Linked DNA regions of Homo sapiens: all the other regions are linked to region 3. Evidence: chromatin contacts called from ENCODE Hi-C or POLR2A ChIA-PET data. All regions are on one chromosome and are shown on one strand. Each heading gives the region's core, a stretch centred on a gene start or an enhancer-like site at or near the end of the contact. The rest is flanking DNA. Distances are from core to core; before and after follow the strand shown. Region 1 holds the start of KLF11 (KLF transcription factor 11). Region 2 holds the start of ADAM17 (ADAM metallopeptidase domain 17). Region 3 holds the start of SLC66A3 (solute carrier family 66 member 3). Region 4 holds the start of RRM2 (ribonucleotide reductase regulatory subunit M2).

Region 1 (7,274 bases), core at 1-2,500, 1.1 Mb after region 3:
AGAAAACTAAGCCGGGGGCGAGAGGGTGATATTACTCTGAGAAGAGTAATACCCCTCCCTCCCAGGGAGGTTACAGTGGGCCGAGATCGCGCGCCCACTGCACTCCGGCCTGGGCGATAGAGCGAGACTCCCTATCAAAAAAAAAAAAAAGGAAAGGAAACTTTAAATGTACGAAGATACACGTTTCCTCTCTATCTGCCATGCACCAAAGCATCAAAGCTTTCCGTCTGCCGAGGTTCCCCGAGATCAAACAAGACGAGGCCACCTCAAATCCCCGGCCTCTGTCCCGCAGGCTGCGCCACTAAACCCCCTGTGATGTCACAGAACCGGGCGCCGAGGCCGACTCACCACACGGGCGGGAAGGGGCTCGCCCGGCCCACAGTGCCCGCACACCACGAGGCCCGCGCTCTGCCCACGTCCACGGCTACCTCCCCGAAGCCCCCAGGTCGCGACGCTTAGGGCCCCCAACGCTCGCGTGCCGCGTTCCCGCCTCCAAGCGTTGCCCCGCCTCCAAGGCAGTGCGGCGCTCCCGCCTCCCGTCGTTGCCCCGGCCCCTAGACCTTGCCCGCCCCCAGGCCCGAGCGGCACTACCGCTAGCCGCTCTTAACCCGCCCGACGGCCGCGTGCCCCGCCCCCAAAACCGTGCCGCGTTCCCGCCAGCAGCTCTTGCCCCGCCCCCAAGGCCGCGTGCCGCGTTCCCGCCAGCCGCTCCCCCGCCCAACGGCCGTCCGGCTCACAGGACCGGGGTGACGTCATGGCTGGAAATAGCCGCGGGGCCAGCGGGGCGGGGCCGCCCAGGAAGCGCAAGACAAAGCTGCGCGGGGAACACGCCCCCTCCTCGCCCCCGCCGACCCGGGCGCGCCCGTCGCGGCCGCCGCCCCGCCCGGCTCCGGAGCCCGCCCAGGCCCCTACCGGCGCGGCCGCAGCGAAGCCCTGCACGCCCCACCTCCCGCATTTACAGGCGCGCGAGTGCCGCACCACTTCCCCCGCCTCGCCCCTCGCTCAGACGAGTAGTCCCGCCGCGGCAGCCCCACCACTCACTGCGCGCGCGTCGTCTGGGCCTGCGAAGTCCGGCGTGTGCATCGTGCAGGCCGGCCGGGAGCAACAAAGCGGCCGCGGGGCGTGAGCTCGGGCGCAGCAGCGGCCGCACGTGGGCTGCGGGCGGCGGCGGCGGCGGCAACCCGGAGCTCCTGCGGCCGGCACGCGCCTCGCCCGCCCGCGCGGCTCTGCCCCGGCGCGGCCCTCGCGGCGCGGGAGGGGCGGGGCGGCCGCGGAGGGAGCGGCTGGCGGGGCGGGGCGCGGAGGCGAACCAAAATACACCGCGCCCCTGCCGGGGCGGGGCCGGCCACCACCAGCCAATTCGTGCCCGGCCGGCCAATGAGCGCCGCGGGGGGCCGCGTGATCGGAGCCTGGCCGCGGCGTGATCGGGCAGGGCGGGACGCGGCACGTGTTTTGGTCGGAGCGAGGGGCGGGGCCTGAGGCCCTGGAAAGTAAGGGAAAGGTCGCAGCGGCGCCAGGGGCAAGCGGGGCGGAGGGGGCGGCGGGGGCGGAGGGGGCGGCGGGGGCGGAGGGGGCGGCGGGGCGGCGGGGGCGGCGGGGCGGAGGGGGCGGGGCGGCGGCTGGGGAAATCCCAGGGCCGGGGCCGGACTCGGTGCGGGGAGAGGGGACCACGCTTATAGGAACCTCCTGCAGCCCCACCGGCTGAATCCATCGGTAGCGGAGACCCACCTAGAGGCCTCAACCTGGCTTTTGTTTGGTTGTTTTTAACTTCTGTCATTCTCCCTTCGTCTCTTAGGAATGCGTCCTTGACCGGAGAGGTCGGAAAGCTGGCCGGTTCTAGGTGACATTCCTGCATCCGGTCATTTTTGCAGACAGCGGGAGTCAGAGCTTATTGGCCTGAGTGTCCCGCTGACGCCCCTCCTCTGGCGTCTCTGGGCCTCTTCCGCTCTGTTACGGGGTCAGGGGAAGCCGAAACGGGCAGTCACCCAGAAGGCGCCCGCTGAAACCCGCCCATTCTTCCCAGGCCCCGAGAAAACGCCGCCCCCTCCGGGAAGTCCTCGAGCCTGCAGGAGACATCTAGCCCGCTGTCCAGGGCACCTTTTTTTTTCTCCCTATATTTCGGTTGCTCGCGTCTCTTGGTGTGGTTTGCCCACGTCTGCAGCGCCAGGTTCGTGGAGAGCAGGAACCATGCTGTTTATTTTCGTCGCCGCAGCCTTCAGCTCAGCGAGGAGCCACCCCTCCTCCGTCTGTTCACTGCGCGCGCCTTTGCTGAGCTGTGATGCGGGTTGGCGCTCAGTGCAAGGGGCAGAGGCCGCAGTGAGGAATCCTCCTTTTTTAAAAGCTCCATCCAGGGAGCGGGAGCAGAGAGAGAATCCCGGCACCCCGGGGCTTTGCTCTGAGCGAGAGAATTCTGGTCTTAGGGGAACGGGCTGGGCCCCACCACTCACATGAGCAGGACTCTGGTCCCCACTTGTTCCTTCGGGGCCCACTCGGGTTGGGCAGAGGGGTTGACCAGGCTGAGGAGAGGGTGTTTGCTGAAATAGTAAGAGGGTTTAAGACGAAAGAACCGTGATAAACTGCTCGCATGAAGACCCCGGAGGCTCTGAGAGGGGCGCAGGGTGTTCTGTGTGTAAAAAGTTAAGTCTTAAGATACACACTGGAATATTCTCTTTTGCCTGGACTCCTGCATTCGCCTTATAACTGGTCTCCCTGCGTCCACTCCAGCTCCCAGAGCCTCTTCCCACTCAGCACCCCCAGGGGTCTTTAACCCTTTCAGTGGCTCCCACTGTACTCAGCGTAACGCTTCTGCTCCCCACTGTGGCTTGTGAGCTCCTGCAGGGACCCAGCCCCATGCCTCTCCCCACGCCCCGGAGGGACAGCCTGGGCCTCCTCTTGGGCGCCTGTCCCACCAGCCCCTCTGCCGTCTCCAGGTCCTCGCACTTGCTGTTCCCTAGAATGCTTTTCCCCCACATGCCCCCTTTACTCTCACCCGCAGTCCACCTGGAGAGGCCCCCTCTAGCGGACACACCCTCGGGGCCGACCTCCAGTCCCCTTCTGGCGGGCTTTCTTGTTTTCTTCCTCCACAACACTTTTCTTGAACTGCCCCTTTTCCATTACTTCAGTTATTTATCATCTGTCTCCCCACCAGAAGGACTCTCCCAAGGCCAGGGAGCCTGGCTGTTTAATAAGTCCACGTAGGTGAACGAGCGAATCGAAGGTATCCACCAGCCTCCCTGCTTGAACATCCCGTGAGCACCTCTAATTGTGTCCTTAAAAAAACTGAACTCAGGGCCGGGCGCGGTGGCTCACGCCTGTAATCCCAGCACTTTGGGAGGCCGAGGCGGGCGGATCACCTGAGGTCAGGAGTTGAAGACCAGCCCGGCCAACATGATGAAACCCCGTCTCTTCTAAAAATACAAAAATTAGCCTGGCACGGTGGCAGGCGCCTGTAATCCCAGCTACTCAGGAGACTAAGGCAGGAGAATCGCTTGAACCCAGGAGGCAGAGATTGCAGTGAGCCGAGATCGCACCACTGCACTCCAGCCTGGGCGTCAGAGACTCAGTCTCAAAAAAACAAACAAAAAACTGAACTCGGATTCCAGCCAAATCTGGATTTCTCACCTCCGTGAAGGGTACAACTGGAGACCCTGTTCCTTGATCTAGAAACCTGAGCGTCACCTTTACCTCCTCCCTTTCGCACAGTTGCTGTCTTCCGCCAATTACATGCCCTTCTTCCTTCTCAGTTCCTCTCAAACTCTTATGTCACCCACGCCAGCCCTTGTCCTGGCCACCACCTGCTCACCTGAATTGTTGCCACTGCCTCCCAACAGGTCTCCCTCCCTCCAGCCAGACGCCCTACAATCTGCCCTCACCTCACTGCCAGAATGATCTTCTGGAAGCAGAGGTGGAGCTGAACCTGTATTCAAGCCGTCAGTTGGAATCCAAACAGTTATAGGACTGACTTCAGGCTCCATGGCCAGGAACCCATGAGTCTTTGTAGCCAGGCTCCAGCCAGCACTTCCTGCATCATTTCTGACCAGTTTCCCAAATTGCTTTCCCTGCTGCCTTCCTGCCCCCACTGACCCAATACAGAACCCTGTACTCTCAAGGTCACGCCACTCTCTTCTGTTTCTAGACAGCATTCCTTCTGCGTGGAACATGCCAACCCTCGTCTGCTTTGACTTTGCAAAACTGCATGAGACCGCCGGGCGCGGTGGCTCACGCCTGTAATCCCAGCACTTCAAGAGGCCGAGGCAGACAGATCACCTGAGGTCAGGAGTTTGAGGCCAGCCTGGCCAGCATGGTGAAACCCCGTCTCTACTAAAAATACAAAAAATCAGCCAGTAATCCTAGCTACTCGGGAGGCTGAGGCAGGAGAATCGCTTGAACCCAGGAAGCAGAGGTTGCAGTGAGCCGAGGTCATGCCATTGCACTCCAGCCTGGGCTACAAGAGTGAAACTCCGTCTCAAAAAAGAAAAAAAAAAAGAAAAAAAGACTGCATATGACTCCCCAGTGAAGCCCTCCCTGATTGGCCTCTGCAGAAGGCAGCATGCCCGGGCTTTGGAGTCAGACCTGCATACAAATCCTTGTTTTGCCGGTGTGACCTTGCCAAGTCTTCTTTCCTGCAGGACAGAAGGCGGCAGCAGCTCTCCCTGAACTGGCACTCTGGCTTCTCTTGCCCCAGGGTCTGTTTCTGCTCCTTGGACAGCAGGCGCATGTGGGAACTGTGCCCTCTTCAGCCATGAGCCCCTGTTCTGCGCACATCTAGCCCATCTTCCAGATGGACAGACAGTCTGTGGTCGTCGCCAAACCCCTGAATCTGGCCCTGCCCGCAGTCAGAGGGATGGCAATTTGTAAGCTACAGACTATTGCGAATCATTCACTTGGAGACTGAACTAAGACTACTGGCACCAGGCTCCGTAGACCCTCGGGAAGAGCATGGTCTGGCAGGCAGACTGGATGTGGCCACAGATAACATCCCCTAAGGGGAGAGCGTGAGCCTGCAGGCCAGAATGCCACCACTTTCTCCTGTGTCGTTCCAGAGAGAGCCTGTGGCTATGCACGCTTGCTGCTACAGAGGGTAGTGCTGTATACCTCCTGGGCTCACTTACTGACTTTTCAGTCTAAGGGCTTATTGCAATTGGTACATAACGATCATACTTTGTAATGGTTAAGTAATATTCCATCATATGGATGTGTTGTTTATTTAACATTCTGGTTGAATAACCAAGACTTTTAGGTTTCCAGTTTTCCAGGAACATCATGCCCCTCCATCATTTGCCCACCTGGAAGGATAACTACAGGATAAGCAGCTCTTAGAACTGGAATTGCTGAGTTAACTGCTCTGTGCATTTCCTTGCTTTTTCTTGCTTTTCTTTTCTTTCTTTTATTATTTTTTTGGGTAAATTTTTATTGAACTATAGCATAGCGTAGATACAGGAAAGTGTAAAAACTTAAATGTACAATTCAATGAATTTTCGCTAGGCAAACACTGTGTCACCAGCACCCAGATTTAGAAACAGAATATTACCAGAATCCCAAAAGCCCCATGAGCTGCCGTCCAGTCACTACTTACCGTTTCCCTGATCCCCTGCATAGGATAATCCTTATCATGGCTTCTGACACTTTCGGTTGGTTTTGGATGTACTGACACTTTTTGTGTGTGTGTGACACTTTTATAATACAAAGAAAATCATACAGTATGTTCAGTTTGGGGTCTGGCTTCTTTCACTCAGTGTGTTGTTGTGGGCAGTTGGAGTTTGTTTATTCTCATTCTTCTGTTCTCTTTCTCTTTGGTTGAGTTTACTGGGCTGGAAGCAGTACAAGGACCAGAATATGCTGTGAGCTGACCAGCCACTGGGCTGGCTGGCTGGTTGACAAATGATCTAACAAATGGTTGACAAAATGGATGGATGAATGAATCACAGACCCACTAATCCACTGACCTGTTCAATGCCTGACTGGAAATTGAGTGTCCATTCCTCCCAACACCCCAGGGCCCCTGTCTCCCTTTGCTAGGGGCACTCATGATGGTGAGCAGAGAGGTCTGTAGGTGTAGCTGAGGCACAGATCATCCAGGTCAACCTGCGTATTTTAGATGGGGAAACTCAGGCCTAGCAACTTCACACAAAGCCACTTTGCTCAGGGGAAAAATCATCATGACGCTGTGTCTGATGTGGTTGAGGTACGAAGGAGGACCAGGTCAGAAGACGTTTATTAAATACCAAAAGTAGGCCAAGTGTCATGCTAGGGGCTAGCTCTTCATGCCTTTTGATTCCCTGATTTCAGCCCCATTTATAGATGAAGTCACTGAGGGACGAGAGGTGAAGCCACTTGCCCGTCATTGTCGGCCAGTGAGTGGAGGGCCCGGGATCCATCCCTCCAGCTCGGGTCCAGTGCTGCTTTGTCCCAGCTGCCTGCCCCTGGAAAAGAGGCTGCTAAGAGCACGTGCTGAGTCCTTGTAAGCTGGCCCAGAGTCGGGGGCTGTGGGCAGCTCCCACCAGGCACAAAAGGGGGTGCTCAGTCCCATCACTCCAGGGAGGGTGAGGAGGCCAGTGCAGTTTGTTCCTGCTGTGGCTGCCATACCCCTCCCCACACTGGACACACCTCCTGCCACGTGGTTCTGGCTGCCTCAGTGGCTGCACTCGGCCTTCTTTCTGTGTCTCCAGGCTGCGCTACAACCTCACTGTGTGATACGTCTTCAAACCTCCCAAGAGGGAGAACCAGGTTGGCTTAGGCTTTTAGGCTCAGAGTAGGGGGGCCACATGGCCCAATCTGCAACTTTTGCCAAAGGAAAGCCCCAGAATGGGGCTATGGGTGTAGTGGGCCCTGAAAGCTTCTTTGAGGACATGGGCACTTGGCAGGGGCCTTGCAGAGGCTGGGCTAGTACAGTCTATGTTGGGGAATGGGACCCCTTGGTGCTCAGGGCTGTGGGACCGTGGAGGAACAGGAGCCACCCTCGGCCCTTCCCATCCCTACTGTTCAGCAGGAAACTGACTCACAAACAATGGTACATCCTATATACCAAGAGCCGTGCTGGCACAGGCGTCGGGGGAAGAGGTGGGACCCGATTACTCGTGTCTGAGGAACTGGTGGGAGGGCTGGTCTGGGACAGTGCCCAAAGAAGACATCATTTGAGCTGGGTGTTAAGGACAGCTAGGAGGTAGCCACCCAGGAAACAGAGGTGCCCTTTTGGTACCAGCTTCATACCTCGTCCGCCTTTGCATTCTCCAGCTCTTGGCACAAGCCCCTCCTATGCGGTGGGTGCCCAGTGA
Region 2 (6,826 bases), core at 26-2,525, 1.6 Mb after region 3:
TTCTGCTTACTTTTTGACTAGGTATGCCACTAATGGGTATGTTTAATAAAGATATTTTATACTTCAGATGTACAGACCAGGTCCGGTTAATTTTAGCCAACAATGTATTGTTGAAAAAGACGCTGATATTTTACTGCGGCAAACCACCATTAACATAAATTTTAACCACAGTTTGAGTATTTTATTAGGAATAAGCCTTGAAACTTGAATAGGACTAGTATTCCTAACAATTTACCGTTTCATAATAAAGGCTGTCTCACTCTTAAGTGGAAAACGTATTATGTCCTACTTTTATAAACTTTGGTTGAACTAAATAAAACAGCAACATGTACCCAACGTTTTTAGACTGTTTTATTCAGTACCATAAACATTCACTAAACTATACAGAGCTAAAATCATGCAAAAGATTGCAAAACAAACTGCCTTGGGAAATTTCCAGTCTAAGCTAAATGGACCAAGTATAGGATTGAATTTTAAGAAGTTGGTGGGAAGATTCCAGCTCTTGTACTCACAGGTAAGGTCCTAGGATTCTATTTGTTGAAGTGTCTGCAGACCCTCTCCCTACAGCAGGGGCGTGGAGCAAATGTGCATTCAGGAAGTGCTTATTAGTCCCCCCAAAACCTTTTTCGTGACGACAGACGGATGGAGGCCTCAGACGACTCCGGCAGTAGGACCCTGAACCAAATGCCTGAGCTGCGCTCGAAAGGCTCGTCTCGCAGGAGCTGGCGAGTGGCACGGGCTTCGGTGGCCGGGCTCGGGGCTCGGGGCTCGGGGCCCGGGGCCGGGGGGGGCGGGGGGTCCGTGCCCAGGGCACTCTGTGGCTCGATTCATGTCCCCGCCCTCCCACCTGAGCACACTGGGCAGAGAGCCTGCGGCATCGGGCCAGTCGCGCCTCCTCGTCCGCCCTGGGCAGGTCGCTGGGCCCCAGGCCGCTTTCTACAGCTCCTTTAATAAAATGGACAGCAGGGGTCCTAACCAGACGTGGGCATCAAGACAAAGGAGGCGGCCAGACGCGCTTGAGGGCCTGCTCGCTAGCTCCCGCCCCCCCATTCCGCGGTCACCCGGGGACAGAGGCCAGGCCGGACTGGGTGGAGTTGGGACTCATACGTCTGCGTCCAGGAAGGCGCCGGGCGAGCCCCAGCTAGACGTGACGGGCGGGGCCGAACACGGCAGCGGACCAGAGGCCCGCGGCGCACCGGCGTGGGGCGGGGCAAGCGGAGCCTCCCGGGATGCCGCGCGGCAGCCGGCTTCCGGCTGTGGGTGGTGCGGGGGACAGCGGCGGCCGGAAGCTGGCTGAGCCGGCCTTTGGTAACGCCACCTGCACTTCTGGGGGCGTCGAGCCTGGCGGTAGAATCTTCCCAGTAGGCGGCGCGGGAGGGAAAAGAGGATTGAGGGGCTAGGCCGGGCGGATCCCGTCCTCCCCCGATGTGAGCAGTTTTCCGAAACCCCGTCAGGCGAAGGCTGCCCAGAGAGGTGGAGTCGGTAGCGGGGCCGGGAACATGAGGCAGTCTCTCCTATTCCTGACCAGCGTGGTTCCTTTCGTGCTGGCGCCGCGACCTCCGGATGACCCGGGCTTCGGCCCCCACCAGAGACTCGGTAAAGACCCAGGGGAGTTGGCTTAGGCCGGCGCCTGGAGCGCTCGTTTGAGGGAAGAGCAGGGGAGCTGGGTCTATCAGGTGTTTGGGGGCGGGGTATTGGCGATGGTGGCGCGTCCCTAAGTTTTCAGTGTAGAAGGGGGTGTGGCTCTCGGAGTTTGGGGAAAGAATAAAGGAGATGGGCCTGTCTCTGAGTGGGAAAGGGCTACTGGACGGGCTCCATGTAGTGACTGAGCGCCTGAGAGGGGTTTGCTCCCTAGCTTTGTGTTCGGGGAGGGTGTTGGGAAAGCGGTAAGGAGTAGGGTGGCTGGATCTTGTTTGGAGAGGGAGATGTGGTCAGGGTTCTTGCCTTAGTAGGGAACAAATCTAGTGTTGTGTGTTCCTACCAGAGCCAGAAAGGAAGGGCCCAAAGCTCCAGAATTCTTCCTGGTCCTCGAAGGAGGGAACTAGAATTTCTGCTGTAGGAGGTACTTATGCAGTAATCTCGTTGGGAGGCGGAGACTGGAGTTGGAGTCTTAAGAGTTGTGTTTTTGCGAACATCCTAAGCACGTTCTTGGTTATTTCAATTGTAGCTTATTGGAGGTGCTTGGGAGATGGGGGGAGGCGGAAACCTGGTAAGCCAACTCGTGATGCTGCCACTATGAATGCTTTCCTTGCACTTTTAAACAAAGAAATTATCAAGAGTGACGAGTTTGATGAATTTAGAGGCTAGAAAGTAGAGGGTTCCTATTTCATTAGATTTTCCAGAGAGATTGGATTTTAAGGATGGAGATGCATTAAGGGATCTGAACTTTGGTGGAAGTAAGTTTGCGTGAACTTTTAGTGTATTTTAAAATCCTTTTATCTTTCAAAAATTGACGTGTAAGATACTTTAATTAGTAATAAAGTGTGAAATAATGTTTTCCCAGTGTGTGAAATTGTAGGCTTGCATGGTTGTACTGGTTCCCAAATTTCACCATGATACCATGTGTAGTATTTTTTTTCTTTATATTTAGTGGACAGAAATTGTAATGGATTGGTATGGATACTAAAGGTGTTGAGAGTGTTATCACTTGAACAGCTGTCTTATGATTCTTTCCGATTGAAATGGATTACAAGTGACTAATGAAAGGCAAGGGATCTTGTTAGGAAGTGCTGAGAAGTGGTAAGTCAGTACAAATTGAAGGACATTTTGAGGTAGGATTGTGGTTAGGATGGAGGGATAGGGTAAGGGTCTTCATTTTAAGGATAAATGTTAGTAAAAAGAATAAATATGTATTTTGAGATATTAAAATTATATTTGCACCACCCTGACACAACTGTTTCACTTATGTTATTAATCTGTTGTTCGTAGGTAAAAATAAGCATGAGTCCCAAGGAAGCATACAGTTTAAAGAGAAACATTACTTTCTAGATCAATTCATAACATTTGCAGATCGTAAGGTTTTTTAGACCATTTTTTTTTTCCAAGACAGAGTCTTGCTCTGTTGCCCAGGCTGGAGTGCAGTGGCGCGATCTCAGCTCACTGCAACCTCCGCCTCCCGGGGTTCAAGCAGTTCACCTGCCTTAGCCTCCTGAGTAGCTGGGATTACAGGCATGTGCCACCACGCCCAGCTAATTTTTGTATTCCTAGTAGAGACGGGGTTTCACCATGTTGGCCAGGCTGGTCTAGAACTCTTGACCTCGTGATCCGCCCACCTGGGCCTCCCTAAGTGCTGGGATTACAGGCATGAACCACCGCTCCTGGCCCATGTGTTTGTTTTTTATTTGCAAAATGCAGACCACCTGTGCCAGAAGAATGCATAGACTTTTCTTTTTTCTTTTCTTTTCTTTTTCTTTCTTTTTTTTTTTTTTTGAGGCAGTGTTTTGCTCTTGTTGCCCAGGCTGGAGTGCAATGGCGTCATCTCAGCTCACCACAACCTCCGCCTCCCGGGTTCAAGCAATTCTCCTGCCTCAGCCTCCCAAGTAGCTGGGATTACAGGCATGTGCCACCACGTCCGGCTAATTTTTTGTATTTTTAGTAGAGATGGGGTTTCTCCATGTTATTCAGGCTGGTCTCGAACTCCTGACCTCAGGTGATCAGCACACCTCGGCCTCCCAAAGTGCTGGGATTAAAGGCTTGAGCCACCAGGCCCGGCCTCTTTTTTTTTTTTTAAACGAAATATTTGAAGGACACACAAGTATTATACGTGGCATTGGAAATACAAAGATCAGACGATATCCATCTTCAAATGGTTATAGCATAGGGAAATAGACATTCATTTAGGACACTTCTAAAACAGCATAGAGGAGAGTGCTAGAGTACGTTATAGCAAGTGTTATCACCAAATGAATCTTAGAGATCAAGTCTAGTTTTCAAATAAAGGAGGAGGAAAATGAGTCTCAGGAAGATGCTGTCAGTTGTCAATGATGAACATAGGCCTTGTGGGTATTTTTCTTTTGAAGAATGACTTTTTTTTTCAGTTTGTTTGACAGCTTACAATATAATTTGTTACTTAACCTTACCATTAGATTGAGTTGGTCAAGACTAGCAAATAGTTTCATAGTTGAAAAACATGCTTTATTATTTATTTTTTATGTTTATTGTCCTACAAATACTACTATATTGCAGTACTCAATATCGATTAGGCATATGACAACATTTTTCTGAAAGGCAAAAAATACCTAATAAAATGAAGCCTGGTTTTTAGAGTCCTCTATGGGTCACCAAAAATGATTTCAATTGAACTGTTATGAATTGCATAATTTAGGAAAGTTATGAGTCATATGAGCTTAGTCATGATGATATCTTGTTGAAGTTGCAGCTGGGGTGTATAAGTCTCACTTTGATTTCAAAATCGTTTTCCCTTTGTGTTACTTTTAATAAAAGAGGATGTAGTGGGTGGGAGGAAAAAATATAGGTCACAGATGAGGGATGAGAAAGTTTGTATCTGAAACATGTATTTTCAAATTTACCTTGAGGTTATTGGCATGGGGATTCTCCATATTGCAGTGCTGATTTCATTATTGACAGCACCATTTTACTCAGTATTTTGACATCTGGCTTTCTCTTTTGATGTTAATTTTGCTTACTGGCTGCATTCCTTTGAAACCTAAATGCTTAACTGCCCTAACTGCTCCAAGGGAGATTTAATGTAACTCTGCTTTATATTAGTCTAAGAGATAAACCATATTTCAAGAGTAGAATGGAGAGGAATTAAGCAGATAATTGTGATGGGGAAACTGGAGAGATCCTTTTGACTTTCACAGGATTTCCTAGAACATTAAATATAGGTTTCCTCCAAGGCCAATTGTGGTTGATTTTTGGATCCTTCACCATTTTCTATTTGTGAGATAATAAGTGTATACAGCTGGAAGTGTAATGTGAAGAAAGTCTGAAAAAGATTGATAGGAAAGGAGGACAGGAATGGGCTTCATTGAGGTAACGGAAGTGAAATGAAAGGCTTTTCATATATGGGTTGAGCATCCCTAATCTGAAATGCTCCAAAATTTGAAACTTTTTGAATGCTGGCATGACAGCACACATTACCCCTAACACACGATTTTTTCACTGTTAGTGGTATATTTTTTACTGTGTAGTACTTATGTGTGAATAGGTATAACAAAACGATTACTTATTGTAGCATGTAAAATCAGTCAGGAATGATGGTGATGCCAGACAACCACAGATTATTTATGTGGGTGGCCGAGACAGTGACACCTTTGCTTTCGAATGCTTCGTTGTACACAAACTTTTTTTCATGCAAAAAAAGTTACTTAAAAATATTGTTTAGGCCAGGCGCGGTGGCTCATGCCTGTAATCCCAGCACTTTGGGAGGCCGAGCTGGGTGGATCACGAGGTCAGGAGATCGAGACCATCCTGGCTAACATGGTGAAACCCTGTCTGTACTAAAAATACAAAAAATTAGCCAGGTGTGGTAGCAGGCGCCTGTAGTCCCAGCTACTCGGGAGGCTGAGGCAGGAGAATGGTGTGAACCTGGGAGGTGGAGCTTGCAGTGAGCCGAGATCGCGCCACTGCACTCCAGCCTGGGCGACAGAGCAAGACTCCATCTCAAAGTAAGTGAATAAATGAAACATAAATGAATTTTATATTTAGACTTGGGTCCCATCCCCAAGATACCTCATTATGTATATGCAAATATTTCAAAATTTAAAAAATTCTGATGAATGAAACACTTCTGGTCTCAAGCATTTTGGATAAGGGATGCTCAATCTGTATCTCTTTATTTACTCCTAAAATCAGCCAAGGAAATGGGCATCTCTCCGTTCCCCCCCTTCCTTTTTTTTTTTTCTTTGTTGTTACATGAGTTGTACTGGTTTCACTTCATTTGACAGTGTTCTGCTAATGACTAGACGTGTATCTCTGACCTGGACTTGTTCTCTGGAGTTCATATTCAGCTGCCCATTTGGCACTTCAAATATAACATGTCCAAAATTAGTTACCTTTTTTTTTTTTTTGAGACAGAGTCTCACTGTCACCCAGGCTGGAGCGCAGTGGCGCAATCTTGGCTTACTGCAACCTCCACTTCCCAGGTTCAAGTGATTCTCGTGCCTCAGCCTCACGAATAGCTGGGATTACAGGTGTCCCCCACCACGCCTGGCTAATTTTTTTTTTTTTTTTTTTTTTGTATTTTTAGTAGAGATGGGGTTTCATCATATTGGACAGGCCTGTGTTGAACTCCTGACCTCTGGTGATCCACCTGCCTCAGCCTCCCAAAGTGCTGGGATTACAGACGTGAACCACTGCCCCAGCCAGTTACCTATTCTTTTGATTACAAGAATGAGTAGCTGGACACAGTGGCTTACACCTATAGTCCCAGCACTTTGGGAGGCTGAGGCCGGCGGATGACTTGAGGCCAGGAGTTCAAGACCAGCTTGACCAACATGGTGAAACCTGTCTCTACTAAAAATACAAAAATTAGCCAGGCGTGGTGGTGCGTGCCTGTAATCCCAGCTACTGGGGAGACTGAGGCAGGAGAATTGCTTGAACCCGGGAGGCAGAGGTTGCAGTGTGCCAAGGTTGAGCCACTGCAGTGCAGCCTGGGCAGCAGAGTGAGACTCCATCTCAAAAAAAAAAAAAAAAAAAAAAAAGAATGAGTATCGGATACAGGTTTAGCCTAGGACTAGGCAGGGCTGCTGGTAATTGTGGAAGTAGTCTCATTGCCTAACCTGAAACTTGCATCCTGGTTACTGGTCTTGCTGGAGAGTCTTGGCTCAGGTTACGTCCCAGGTCTGTTGAGGAGCTCTTGATA
Region 3 (6,622 bases), core at 3,082-5,581:
CCCTCACACCCAGCCATCTCCCTTCAGGACCGGAATCCCTGTGGTCTCCTGGGGCTACCTGTTTGTCTCATCACCCAGCTTTTTGGCTCCCTCCCTCTCACCTGTGTGTTCAGACCACTCAGGTCAGGAAGAAAGGGGAGCCGGAACCATGGGACTTCAACACACAGGAGGGGCCCCCCAGGGTCTCCAATCTCCTAAGCTGGGAAGGAATCCTGGAAAAGTCCGATTCACAAACAGGCTGTGCCTCCCTGGCCTGTTTCTGACAGTGCACAACTTAGCTGGGGGCGGAGTCAGAGGAGGTCACAGTGTTGCCCTGAGCACGAGGGCCTCCCACAGGCCTGGTCCCCGAGTGCGGGCCCCCACCGTGCCCAGCAGGGTCCCCACCCCCAGCTGCCTGCAGGCCCTCCGGGTGCTGTGCAGCTGAGCCACCTCCCAGCTTCAGGGACAAGCGGTGCCTCTGCCCTGCCCTGCCGCAGGGACTCTCCTCCTGCCAGCCTCCTGAGCAGCCCCCTCTGTTCCCCTGGGAGATTGAGCCCAGGGGGGCTGGCAGAGGGGGAGGCTGCACCCCAGCCCCTCTGTGGGGCCACAGCCAGCCACTGAGTGCTGAAGAACAAAAGCTATGGGGGTCTTCACCATCGAAGTAAGTGTGTGCTGACCCCTGGGACGCAGCCACAGTCCACAGGCCAGGCCTGAGAACCTGGGGATGTCAGAGCCCGTTCTCACCTTCAGGGGTCATCCATGCTGGCCTCCACAACTTACAGACCACTTGGGGAAATGGAGGCCCATAGACACCAAGAACATACAAGATGAAGAGCCTGGATTTCCCGAGGCTGATCTGGATGCAGCCGTTGCTGCCCCTGCAGGTTTTGCCGTCTACTCCCTGCTTTCCCTGGGATTCAAACTCCCCCCATCCCTGCAGCCTGGGGAGGTGGGGTGGGGACAGTGTCTTTCCTTTAGTTTTTAATGTTTCTTTTTTTTTGAGATGGAGTCTTGCTCTGTCGCCCAGGCTGGAGTGCAGTGGCGCGATCTCAGTCACTGCAACCTCCACCTCCCGGGTTCCAGCGGTTCTCCTGCTCAGCCTCCCGAGTAGCTGAGACTACATGTGTGCCACTACACCTGGCTAATTTCTTTTTTTTGAGGCGGAGTCTTGCTCTGTCACCCAGGCTGGAGTGCAGTGGCACGATCTCGGCTCACTGCAAGCTCCGCCTCCCGGGTTCACGCCATTCTCCTGCCTCAGACTCCCAAGTAGCTGGGACTACAGGCGCCAGCCACCACGCCCAGCTAATTTTTTGTATCTTTAGTAGAGACAGGGTTTCACCGTGTTAGCCAGGATGGTCTTGATCTCCTGACCTCGTGATCCGCCGGCCTGGGCCTCCCAAAGTGCTGGGATTACAGGTGTGAGCCACTGCACCCAGCCTACACTGGTTAATTTTTGTGTTTTTAGTAGAGATGGGGTTTCACCATGTTGGCAAGGCTGGTCTTGAACTCCTGACCTCAGGTTATCTGCCCGCCTCGGCCTCCCAAAGGGCTGGGATTACAGGCATGAGCCACCATGCCTGTCCCTTTAAAGTTTCTTTTAATAAGTAATCGCTATAGTGCTTATCATAATAAAATCATGCCAGCCGGGCATCTGACACAGCCCCATTTGTTTCCATTCCCATCTGCTCCATGCAGCCATTGGAGTTTTCTCCCTCAACACCTACTAGAGGGTTAAACAAAACGTACCCCCACCCAGGCTGGGGGACAAGTGACCTGGAGCAAGGGGTGGGCTCCAAAGGCATCCTACCCAGAGGCCAAGGCTCTACAGCCTAAGGGTCCACCGTGGGAGGGCCGCAGTCCATGGAAGGCTGCAGGCAGGGCAGGTTGGATGAATCTTGTGCTCCAGGAGGCTCCTGGCTGCAGAGAGCAGGGAGGCAGAGCCCAGCAGAGCCCTGGAGGCAGGAGAAGCAGCAAGGTTGGGAACTTGCGAGGGGGAAGGCTCCAGCTACAAGGAATGCCCCTGGGTGGCAGAGGCAGGTCCCTGGGCAGAGGCTCCTGCCCTTCACACCAAGCCACACTAAAAAGGCTTTTCTGGCATTATTAAGACACACTTCATGCTCCAATTGACTCAGTGCTCTCAAAACCAGGCTCTTAGTTTGCTCAAATGGAGACCCAAAGAGGGCCCGTGCCCTCCAGGTGGCTGACTGCGACAGCCCTGGGGTTCCTTCTGCTCTAACTCCGGCTGCTGCCTGATCTGGTCAGGGGCCCGGGGGCCCAGCTGGCAAGCATGGCCAGCCCCAGGTGGGCCTCCCAGGCAAGGCTGGGAAGGGCATGAGGGAGGCAGGCAGGGAGACAGGAGGGCCAGGAGGATGGGTCCTGACACAGCCAAGCCCATTTTACAGAAGTCTGTGTGCCTGGCCCTGGCCCTGGCTTGGAGGCTGCAGAGCTGGTGCACCAGCCCCGACAGAGCCCCCTTTACCTGCACGTGATCAACTGCAAGACCCTTAGACAGGCCAGCAGGGATGGCAGCAAGCTGCTGCCCCACCCAACCCTTGAGCTCCCATGCCCAGGAAGATCCTTCCACTGCCAGAGGTCTAGCTTTCACTAAGGTGAGCTGGGAGAGGTGACAGCTGGCAGATCTAATAGGAGCCCTCACCTGCGTATCTCTGAGGGTTTGCATTTTTCAAGCAATGCTGCAAAAGTGGTGGAAATGCAGGCCTAGGGGCTGGCGGCAGGAGGGAATCTATAGACTCTACAGACAGCCTGGCTTCTTTTCCTTCATGGGTCCAGCTTCAGCTTCCCCAGCTCAGGGACCTAGCAAGGGGCCGAGGCCAAATCCCACTCCTGGCTTTCATGCCCTTGTCCCCTCTCCCACCTGAACAGTCACCACAGCCACTTCCAGCCTGTGTCCTTTGCCACAACCTCATCGCTCCAGCCTCTCTGCTCCCAGCCTGGTGGTGGCACCAACCTGAAACGCATGCTGCCCACCTCCCCTGGGTGCCTCTCAACCCTGCCATCCAGCCTGGGACCCCCCCCTCCCCACCCCGCAGGGTAGAGTCACTCACAAGCCTGGAAGAGGTCACAGTCCCTCCCACTGCAAGCCTTTCCCAAAAATTTCCCCTCAAAGCCCCCTATTGGATGACTGTGCCCAGGGCCGGGCTCCATAGGGCCGGCGCGGGGTCCAAAGCCTGAGTGGGACCCCTCACCCTCCCACACCTGAGGTCTCCTCTTTCTCCCCCGCACCCCTTGGCTTCTTCCCATCCTGTATGCCGCACCCCCCACCCCGCCCACCAGGAAGGCTTGTGTGGAGGACCAGGCTTCAGACCCCACTGGGTGATGGCGGGGGGCAAAGGGGAAGGCCTGGCCTGGCCAGGGGGAAGGGGCGAGACCACTAGGTTGAGGTATGTGTTTTCCTATTGTTGGGGCTCAAAAATGATACCCCAAAAGTTTGGCGCTCTGGCATGATGAATACTTTGAATAGGAAAGCCTTAGAAGCTGCCTCAGAATCAAGGATTTAACGACCTTTCCGTCACCCCTTCCCAACTGCAGAGACTCTCCAACTTCCTTACAGATGACTAAGGAAACTTCTTTCTACAAGAAATGCAATTGTCTTAAGACCCTCTCCCAAGGAATCTCATTAAATAACCAGGAAAGATTCCCCACCAATCACCGGGAGAAGAGAAGAGATTCATACATTCTTAGTTCAACCCCTTATTTCACAGGTGAGGAAACCGAGGCCCGAGAACGAGGTTGACGGTGCGTGGTGAGTTTAGGGACAATGAATATGACAGCCTCGAGGTGCAAATGGCCTTGCTCAGGGCCAGCAGGTTTTGTCACTAGCGCACCAAGGGCTGCCTCCGCTGGGTCTGTTTTCTCATCTGTAAAATGGGCGTGCGCAATCAATTCGTGCCACGCGGGGCTTGGTGAGAAACAATGTACGCGGGTGGCGGGTGGCCGTGGGAAGAGCACCCCGAGCCCCTAGGCTCCCTAGTTCACCCTCGGCCGCCCAGCTGCGACGCCGGCGCGCGGGGATCATCCCCGCCCTACTTCGAGCCGAGGCTCTCCTGGGCTCCCAGCCGGCAGCAGCTGCGAGGGGGCAGGAGGCAGCCCCGGCCGCCCCGGGCCTTACCCTGCCAGCTCCAGAAGTAAACTCGGAAGGCTGAGGCCCCGCGCGCTGCGCGCCGCTAGCACAGCGGAGATCTGCGGCAGCTTCAGCGCGGCGCACACGCCCAGCGTGCTCCAGTTACACAGCCCCAGCAGCGCCGCCTCCATAGCGCCACGGGCGCGGGCACCTGGGCGGCCGCAGCGAGAAGGGACCGCTCAGCCTCGGCGGCGCAGCTCTGCCGAAGCCTTCCGCCTTCCCGGGATCCGCCCGGGACCACCCGGCCAGGGCCCGCCCCTCCGCGCGCCGCCAGGCCCCGGACCCGCCTCGCTCCGCCCCTCCCCTGGACGCACCCCGCCCCCGGGCCCGCCCCGCCCCTCCCGCCCGGGCCCGCCCCGCCCCGCCCCTCCCGCCCGGGCCCGCCCCGCCCCCTGGCCAGCCTCATCTCGCCTCGCCTACGGGCCCGCCCGGGCTCGCTCAGTCCTCGGACTACCCTCATCTCGCCCCGCCCCCAGATTCGCCCCCTCCCGGTCGGCCTCACCTAGCCCAATCCCGTGGCCAACCTCGCCTCGCCCCGCCCCTCCTCGCCCCGCCCCTCCCCTCCTAGCCCCGCCCCGGGCGACAGTCCCACCCTGGCCTGCGGGCTCCACCAGCAGCTGCTTCGCATTTCCGCGTTCTTGCCACCCGATAGTTTAGCCGCCGCCGGGAGCCGCCCTGGAAGTCCGGCTTTTCCACGGGTTGGGTGGACCGAGAGGCAAATGGCCCCGGGGGATGGGCCATTCTGCCGGGATTTTTCCCTCCCTGCAAGTGTTTTAGTTTCTCTCACTAAGCATTTCAGGAGTTAAAGCCTCCTGCTTAAGGGCTGAGTGCACCCTCCCGACTTACAGGTGGGGAACCAGGCTGGAGAGACTTTCTGGGACCAGAGCCCCAGGGTCGCCTCATTTGTGCCCTTTCAGAGCACGCGGCCTGTCTCCAGCCTGGGACTGAAGGCTTCCCTCCTAGCGGCGTGGGCCCTGAGGGGCCACCGGAAGCCTTGAACTTGAGCACTTCACAGTGAAACTGTTTCTTAAGGATTTCTCCTGATAAAGTAACTTGGACGTGGCCGTCTAAGCCACAAACTGAGGGAAAGGGAAGGACGCATTTTCCAACCTCTGAAAATCGCCTGTGTATTAGGGCCTGGTTATGAAGCAGGCAAAAAAGCACCAAAATGCAATGCCAGAATCCACGATCCCTGGTTTTGTGCCATAAATCTCAGCCGGGAAGTGTGAGGGACGGGAGCTGGGTCAGCTTCGGAGTTCGGAATTCTGGCCGAGGCTCTTTCTCTCCAGCCTCACCGGCCCATCACCTCCGCCTATGGAAAAAAAAAAACAGGTGCTGAGTCCTGCCTCCCAAGTCTAAATGAGAAAAGGATGTTCAGAAGGGAACCCTTAAAGGAAACGGCTTGGACCTGCCCTGGCTAGATCGATACTGATCGTTATTGACCCCGCGAAGCGGGAAGATTGCTTGAGGCCAGGAGTTCAAGACCAGCCTGAGCAACATAGGGAAACCCCCGCCTCTACTAAAAATACAAAAATTAGCCGAGCGTGGTGGCGCGTGCCTGTGGTCCCAGCTACTCGGGAGGCTGAGACAGGAGGATGGCTTGAACCCAGGAGGCGGAGGTTGCAGTGAGTCGAGATCGCGCCACTTCACTCTAGCCTGGGAGACAGAGCCAGACCCTGTCTCAAAAATAAATAAATAATATGTATATAAATTTTTTGAAGAAGAAAATAGAGAAGAGCTTTTTTTTTTTTTTGAGACGGAGTTTCACTCTTGTCGCCCAGGCTGGAGTGCAGTGGCACGATCTCTGCTCACTGCGACCTCCACCTCCGGGGTTCAAGTGATTCTCCTGCCTCTGCCTCCCAAGTAGCTGGAATTACAGGCATGTGCCACCACTCCCGGCTAATTTTTGTATTTTTAGTACAGACGGGGTTTCGAACTCCTGACCTCAGGTGATCCACCTGCCTTGGCCTCCCAAAGTGCTGGGATTACAGGCATGAGCCACCGCGCCCAGCGTAAAGAGCTTTTTAACAAGCATCAGCAGCAATGACTATAGGAACATCTAGAACCTGTTGAGTGCCTCCTGCGTGCCAGGTGTTTTACTTTCATCATGCCATGTGATAGGTCCCTTGATGCAAGGAGGTGGTCCTGGTTGGAAGTGCCTGGTTCCTGCCACATGGCAGTGGAATCCCCCTCCCTCCTCTTCCCCTTCTGCCCCAGCCTTTATTCCAGGGGTTGGCCAGGATCTGGGCCCCCAGGACTAGCCTTAGGAGGGAACTGCTCCCACCTGGGGTCAGCCTGCGCTAGCACTTGGGGATGCAGGCAGCATGAGGGGCCTTTGAGAGGTATGAGTGCCCCCAGGACCACGCAGGGAGTGGCCTCCTCCATTGTGGAACAAATGCTGCTCCTGGCCCAGGACACTGCAGCCGCCTGCTCTGGGGGTCAGCTGGGTGAGGCAGGGCTGTGGAAGAGGTTTCTTCCTGGCTCCTAGACCCCTCCCTGGCT
Region 4 (6,739 bases), core at 1,674-4,173, 1.0 Mb after region 3:
GTCTTGCTCTGTCACCCAGGCTGGAGCGCAAGCTCCGCCTCCCGGGTTCACGCCATTCTCCTGTCTCAGCCTCCCAAGCAGCTGGGACTACAGGCGCCCGCCACCACTTTTTTTATTTTTAGTAGAGACGGGGTTTCACCGTGTTAGCCAGGATGGTCTCGATCTCCTGACCTCATTGTCCGCCCGCTTCAGCCTCCCAAAGTGCTGGGATTACAGGCGAGAACCACCGCGCGCCACCCTAAAGCTGACCTTTGTATCTAGACTACTCCAGCAGCCCATTTCTAATCCCCCCACCTCCAATCTCCAAAACAAAACAGACCTTAAGCTACCTTTATTCAGCCAAACTCCTGCATGCCTAAATCAGTCTCAGGGTTCACTGCTGCCTCTGCCTTATGTAACTCCTACTAAGTCTTATTTGCCTATACTATACTGCAGGCTTCTTAGGAGGCAAGTCCTCCCCGTCCATCCCACTGCAGCCCCACATTCTAGCTTCTCAACAACTTTACCAAATGAGCAAAGATGGTCAGACATAGGTTTTAGTTTGTCTTACCCAACATCTAGGAATTTTTTCAAAAGAAGGTTTTACATTGGTAGACATCCAACTTTAAAAGGAGTACCTTCACAACTCTAAGTGAATAATAAAGTGCATTTAGGCCCCTTGCTAAGAGCAGACATGACCACGGGTGCTGGGAATGCCTATGACTGTCTTAGTCATTCTGGAGTCATTTTTATCCCTAGGTGAACTAAAAATGTGTAATAAATCAACAATTAGTGAGTCCTAAAAATCTTGGCATACCACTTGAATACTCACCTTTCTTTGGGATCTTTTATGTAAGTGTCAATAAGAAGACTATACATTTCAGAATGTATGTTTTCCATGGCAATTTGGAAGCCATAGAAACAGCGGGCTTCTGTAATCTGAACTTCTTGGCTAAATCGCTCCACCTAGTGGCAAAACACATCAAAGTTAAGCTTGAGAAAAAACCAACAGCAGCAACTGTCAACGGATACTGGCAGCATCGCACTCTTTGTACCATTATAAGGTTTATTTCTATATATATTTCATCCAATTTGTCACAATTCTTTGATATTTTATGTCATATGCTCAACTTACATATCAGGAAATAGATACATATAAAATAGGATTTGTGAGCGCTCGATTTCCTAATTAATTTATGTCAAGAAAGATCCATTCGCAATAAGAGATACAACCAAATTATTATTAAAACAGCAAAGCCACAAAAAGGAGGGAGCAGAGCCGGGCGTGGTGGCTCACGCCTGTAATCCCAACACTTTGGGAGGCCAAGGTGGGTGGATCACCTGAGGTCAGCAGTTCGAGACCAGCCTGGCCAACATGGTAAAACCCTGTCTCTACTAAAAATACAGATATTAGCTAGGCATGGTGGCGCACGTCTGTAATCCCAGGTACTCATGAGGCTGAGGTTGGGGAATCGCTTGAACCCAGGAGGCGGAGGTTGCAGTGAGCCAAGATCACACCACTGCACTCCAGCCTGGGCCAGAGTGAGACTCTGTCTCAAAAAAAAAAAAAAAAAGAGGGGGCAGATGTGGTGGCCACAAAGAGTCATCACATTGCTACCACTTAATATTGTCTCAGCTTCTCTAGAGTCGGGAAAATACCATAAGAAAGAACTGCAAAGTGTTACAAAACAGGAAATGCCATGTAATATAAAACCCAGCTTACACACACAGATGCACTCAGCATGGAAAAACATACAAGACGAGGAAAGCGAACTAGTTCGACCTCAGATCGTCAACGTCAAATGAATGAAAGATGTTTTGGAAACTCACCAAGTTTTCATTTACTATGCCATCGCTTGCTGCAAAGAAAGCCAGAACATGGGATATAAAATATCTCTCCTCGGGTTTCAGGGATTCCCAGTGCTGAATGTCCTTGGAGAGGTCCACCTGAGGTTCGGAAGTCACAATTTTAGCATAAAAGGAAGAGAGTAAAGCCTACAGGACTCACACTGAGCACTCAAACTTTAAGTATGCTGGCACCACTTACTATGCCCCACAGTTAGCCCCCCTTGCCAACGGGAACCTCCAAGTGCATTTATGTCTGAGGCGTGACGGTCACCCCTGCAGGGGTCTTCTGGGGTCCTCCGATTACCTCCTCGGCGGTCCAAAAGGAAGCCTCTGCCTTCTTATACATCTGCCAGATATCATGGTACTCGATGGGGAAGATGACAAAGCGGCGGGGGTTTTCTCTCAGCAGCGGCTCATCCTCCACGCCGGGGGCAGCTGCTTTAGTTTTCTGTTGGGGGAGAAAATAAAACATTTAAGTACCGGGCGAACCATATGAAACTAACGTTTTTCTGGACCAAGTCCTTTCCATTGGCGGCAATTTCACGGGGCCCGATGTGAAAACGTGGCTGTCCCGTCGCACTCCGTGGGTCGCAGCAGAGGAGCGCACGCCCGAACCGGGAAATGGGCCGAGGGGCGCGGGAGGCAGCCCTGGGGAGGGGCCGCCTAGGCGGGAAAGGAGCCGGGGCGGGAGTGTGAACAGCTGAGGAAACAATGCGGCTTTGGCGCCAAGACGCCCAAGGCCGTCCCTGGCCCCTCTGCCCCACGCCCGCCACTCACCGGCTCCGTGGGCTCCTGGAAGATCCTCCTCGCGGTCTTGCTGGCCAGGACGCGGGTCCCGCTCAGGGCCGGCGGCTGCGGGGAGACGCGTGTGAGTGAGGAGCGGCTTCGCTTTCCCTGCCTCCCTCCCCTGCCCGCAGCGCCCTCCCCGCGGGCTCACCGTGTTCTCCTTGTCGACCAAGCTGAGCCCCTTCAGCGGCGAGAGCTGCAGCTGCTGCGGGTCCGTGATGGGCGCGAGCGGGACACGGAGGGAGAGCATAGTGGAGGCGCAGCGAAGCAGAGCGAGCAGCCAGGACAGGACGGCTGGGACAGGGTGCACGGGCGACCCCTCACTCCAGCAGCCTTTAAATCTCCCGCGCCGCGCGCTCCCGGCCCTTCCCATTGGCTTTGGTGCCCCGGCCCTTCCCATTGGCTGTGCCATGCCTCCGACCCTTCCCATTGGCTGCGCCTTGCCCCTACCCAGGCTGGCCGCGGGGCCGCGCGCGATTTTCAAGCGCAGCGCGGGAGCCTCCGCCGGCGCCTTCCGGAGACCCCCGGGGACACCCCCGTGGACGCCCCCCGGGACCTCCCGGTTCCCCCCCCGGCCCGTCCGCTGGCTGGGTCGGGGGCGCCGCCGCCCAGGCCCCCACAGGTCCCGCGGGACCAGGGCCGCAGCCCCTGAGGGTCTCGGCGGCCTTGGCGCGCGCGGGCCCCGGTTCGCCCGGGAACCGTTTAGGATTGCGTGAGGAGCAGCGATTGGAGCCCGCGGGCGCGAGAGGATCCCCGGGCCGCGGCCCCGCCTCCCGAAAGCACCTCCTCCCAGCCGGGCCGCCGCCGGGCAGGGGGCTTAGCCAACGAGGTTGGTGCAAAGGCCTGGAAAACGCTCCTGGGTGCGGGGGAGGCGTTGCTGCGACCCTTTCGATCCGTGTCCCTGCGGTGGGGGTGCAAGGGCCCCGAGGCCTGACATTTTGGCGGGGTGGTCGGCGAGGACCCTACAGCCTAAAAGTTAGGGCCGCTGAGCCCCGTGGCTCGTTTTGCTGGGACAAGCGACCAGGCTTCTTACAGATTCGGTGTCCCCGTGAGTAAAATGGGACTCGTAACCGCGTGGACTGTTAATGCGGTGAGGAGAGCGTTCGTTGAGATGACTCATGTAAAATGTGCAGTCCTTTGTAAACCTTCAAACTACGGGACATGGCGAGAAGGCCCTTGGTGCAGTTTTCCACAGAAATCCTGTCTCCTGTCAGACCCCTGACCCCTATTGTCACCCTTGCCTTAAGAATTGCAAACTGTGGCTGGGCGCGGTGGCTCACGCCTGTAATCCCAGCACTTTGGGAGGCCAAGGCAGGAGGATTGTTTGAGGCCAGGAGCTGGAGACCATCCTGGGCAACATAGTGAGACCCCGCCTCTGCCATTAAAAAGAGAAGAAAAAAAGTTGTTTTAATTGCAAACTGAGCAAAAATTCCTGGGAGAAAGTTCACAGAATGATTTTAGGACTAGGAATTAATGTACTACTCATTGGGCGTCAAATATGCTGAAGAGGAGTTTGAAAACTCCACTGGTGTAGAGACTGGAACTTAGCAATAGCTTTCATTTAATTTTCTATGTGGCTTTCTGATTTGCCAGGCCCTGCAACGGGCAAAATGCCAAAAATAAAGGAAGAGAAAGAAACTTTAAGATCCAAGAAAGAAATCATTAACCTGAGAAAGCTTCAACAGCTGCGCTCAGGGCTGTTATTGAGAGAGACCCGGGACTTTTTTTTTCACAAAGCCTTTTCTAGATAAGATACTTTAAAGAGGGTGGGGTGGGACAGGTACCCTCCCCACCTAGGTCTGTTTCTCTCATTTCTTAAAAGTACTACGGACTTGTAAATCATAGTATTCTCGTGTTGCAGGAATAAGTGCCCATCACATTCCTTACACAAAGCCACAACTAAAACTTTGGTGTACCATGATTTGTTTAAAGCAACTCGCCATTCATCGCCATTTTCACCCCAAACACACTAAAGCATCCATCTCCAGGAAACTGGTATTTTTATTGATTACTTTATGGCTGATAAAGCTATTATCTAACAAAATTATAATTTATTGGTGTCATCTCATACTCAACTCAGATTTCAATTTCCCATAATCAGCGTCTAAAACCCTCGTTTCGGTTGCCCTAGGGCGCCACGTGCTTTTTTGCTCCTGTTAAACTCACTGTAACTGAAGTAGTCAGAGGTGGCTTCATTGATAGTTTAGTTCCTGGCCACGTAATTAACATAGCCATTGTAGAAGACGCCGAAAGATGCGTACGTGTTGTTAAAGGCCGGGTGAAGTCGCCATCCTCCCCTCCCGCGCTAAACCTGAGTCATCTCGGCGTGGCCCTCCTGCCCCCAGGTCCGGCAACTTTGCCCCGCTGCGGAGGAGGTGGCGGCGCCCAGGGCCACGCGGCAATGCGGGCGGTTCCGCCTCCGGGGAGGTCGGGCGGTGCAGCCACTCCCGGGAGAGCGCCCGCCGCAGGCTGCTGCTAGCCCCGGGATTCACTCCTTTTTCCCTCGGTGCTCGTTTTTTTGGTTTTATTTAAGTAAACAGACGAGGGTCTCGCTTGTTTGCCCAGGCTGGTCTCAAGCGATCCTCCCTCCGCCTCCCTAAGCGTCGGGATTCCTGGCGGAAGCCACTTGAGCGCGCGTTTTGACATCTGCATCTACTCCACCATTGGTCTGCACGGGAGGCCCCGCCCCGCCCCCCGGAAGGCTCCTCTGCATTCCCAGCCTCAGGTGCCCCGCCCCGTTTCCGCTGCGCGCTCGCCGGTTCACACGCCCCAGCCTGGGCAAGTTTGCAGGTCTCAGGCCAAGGTTAGCGCGACTTCCAAAAGGCTGTTCACCATTAGGGTGGAGAAACCGCGGCTCGGGGAGCTCAGCACTCACTGTGTACCAGACGCCGTGCCGAAGGTGGTCATAATAATAATTAAGGCTGCAGCACCCACAGCCTCTGGGCGCCTGGATCATGTGAGGCTGTTTGAGTTTTTTGTTTTTTGTTTTGAGACAGGGTCTTGCTCTGTTGCCCAGTCTGGTGGCTCCATGATAGCTCACTGCAGCCTCAACTATCCGAGCTCAAGCGATCCTCCCACCTCAGCCTCCCGAGTAGCTGGGACTCAAGGCAGGCACCACTACGCCAGGCTAATTTTTTAATTTTTTGTAGAGATGGGTTCTCGGTATGTTACCCGGGCTGGTCTTGAACCCCTGGGCTCAAGCCATCCACCCGCCTTGGCCTCCCAAAATGCTCAGATTACAGGCGTGAGCCACCGCCCCACCGGGGTTGGTATTTTTAACCCTTTTCATAGGTGATGAAATGAAGGCCTGGGAGGCAAGGAAACTGCCCAAGGTCGCACAGCACAACTGCACAGCAGAACGTTTTTAGCCTAGCTTTTTACTATGAATGTTTTCAACATACAGAATAATGGAAGGATTCCTAGTGTTCACCCACCAGCTAGGATTCAACAGCTGTTTCCATTTTGCCATATTTGCTTCATGGCAAATGTGGCAGACACCCCCTCTGTGGGTGTATGAGGCTTATGCTTTTTTATGGATCATTTGAAAGTGAGTGATAGATATCATAACCCATCACCCCTAAACGTTTCAGCTCCTAAAAATTAGGACACTCTGTTAATATCACCACAATACCACATTTATCCCTAGGAAAACTAACAATAATTCTCTAATATAACCTAATATCCAGTCCATATTCCTGTTTTTCCAATTGTTTCAAAAATGTCTCATAGTTTTTTGGATTTATTTTTTTGTGCAGTATCTAATTAATCACATGCATTGCGTTTATTATGTTGCTTTAGACTCTTAGTAAAGCTCCTCCACTTCTTTTCCCCACGACATTGACTTTGAAGTACAGGCCAGTTTTCTTGTAGAATGTCCCACATTCTACATTTGCCTAATTGTTTATTCACAGTGTCAATGAACTTGTTTTCCTGACCCCTGTACTCTACACTGGAAGTTAGGTCAAAAGGCTTTATTAGGCCCTGCTTGGAGGTTCACGCCTGTAATCCCAGCACTTTGGGAGGGTGAGGCAGGCAGATCACCTGAGGTCAGGAGTTTGAGAGCAGCCTGGTCAATATAGGGAAACCCCATCTCTACTAAAAATACAAAAATTAGCCAGACGTGGCA

What was found. A loop is a pair of places that touch in the nucleus more often than their neighbours do. ChIA-PET counts read pairs that join two places held with the same protein, here RNA polymerase II (POLR2A). Pooled maps may share reads with other maps.
Region 1: a map of B cell shows a loop between it and region 3 (8-fold over the local background). The contact joins the promoter of KLF11 here to the promoter of SLC66A3 in region 3. A Hi-C loop is called at or near these places in 2 of 168 maps with a recorded cell type or tissue (B cell and CD8-positive, alpha-beta T cell) and 6 of 50 pooled maps. POLR2A ChIA-PET finds 5 or more read pairs at or near these places in 1 of 52 experiments (activated B cell).
Region 2: a pooled map shows a loop between it and region 3 (15-fold over the local background). The contact joins the promoter of ADAM17 here to the promoter of SLC66A3 in region 3. A Hi-C loop is called at or near these places in 7 of 50 pooled maps. POLR2A ChIA-PET finds 5 or more read pairs at or near these places in 2 of 52 experiments (GM10248 and activated T-cell).
Region 4: a pooled map shows a loop between it and region 3 (22-fold over the local background). The contact joins the promoter of RRM2 here to the promoter of SLC66A3 in region 3. A Hi-C loop is called at or near these places in 2 of 37 single-sample maps with no recorded cell type and 12 of 50 pooled maps.

The regions. Positions count from the first base shown.
Region 1 is chr2:10,037,526-10,044,799 of GRCh38, reverse strand. It overlaps KLF11 (KLF transcription factor 11), which reads right to left and starts at 1,250. Exons shown (of 4, transcript NM_003597.5): 1 at 1,042-1,250. The coding sequence starts at 1,083. It overlaps KLF11-DT (KLF11 divergent transcript), which reads left to right and starts at 1,399. Exons shown (of 3, transcript NR_135558.1): 1 at 1,399-1,490; 2 at 1,796-2,167; 3 at 3,149-3,247. It overlaps LOC112268412 (a long non-coding RNA gene), which reads right to left. Exons shown (of 2, transcript XR_002959369.2): 2 at 6,196-6,422. RefSeq lists silencers at 557-626, 667-716, 837-886, 1,177-1,406 and a promoter at 1,093-1,992.
Region 2 is chr2:9,550,279-9,557,104 of GRCh38, reverse strand. It overlaps ADAM17 (ADAM metallopeptidase domain 17), which reads left to right and starts at 1,275. Exons shown (of 19, transcript NM_003183.6): 1 at 1,275-1,596. The coding sequence starts at 1,500. RefSeq lists silencers at 351-645, 617-836, 1,067-1,356, 1,971-2,265.
Region 3 is chr2:11,153,176-11,159,797 of GRCh38, reverse strand. It overlaps SLC66A3 (solute carrier family 66 member 3), which reads right to left and starts at 4,331. Exons shown (of 7, transcript NM_152391.5): 1 at 4,109-4,331. The coding sequence starts at 4,251. It also overlaps a transcript of CIMIP5 not described here. RefSeq lists silencers at 1,006-1,254, 3,915-4,154, 4,265-4,744.
Region 4 is chr2:10,118,923-10,125,661 of GRCh38, reverse strand. It overlaps RRM2 (ribonucleotide reductase regulatory subunit M2), which reads right to left and starts at 2,923. Exons shown (of 10, transcript NM_001034.4): 1 at 2,765-2,923; 2 at 2,605-2,679; 3 at 2,132-2,275; 4 at 1,810-1,926; 5 at 812-945. The coding sequence starts at 2,863. RefSeq lists silencers at 2,962-3,462, 2,869-3,468 and enhancers at 3,689-3,798, 3,819-3,888, 3,646-4,201, 4,250-5,192, 5,193-6,136.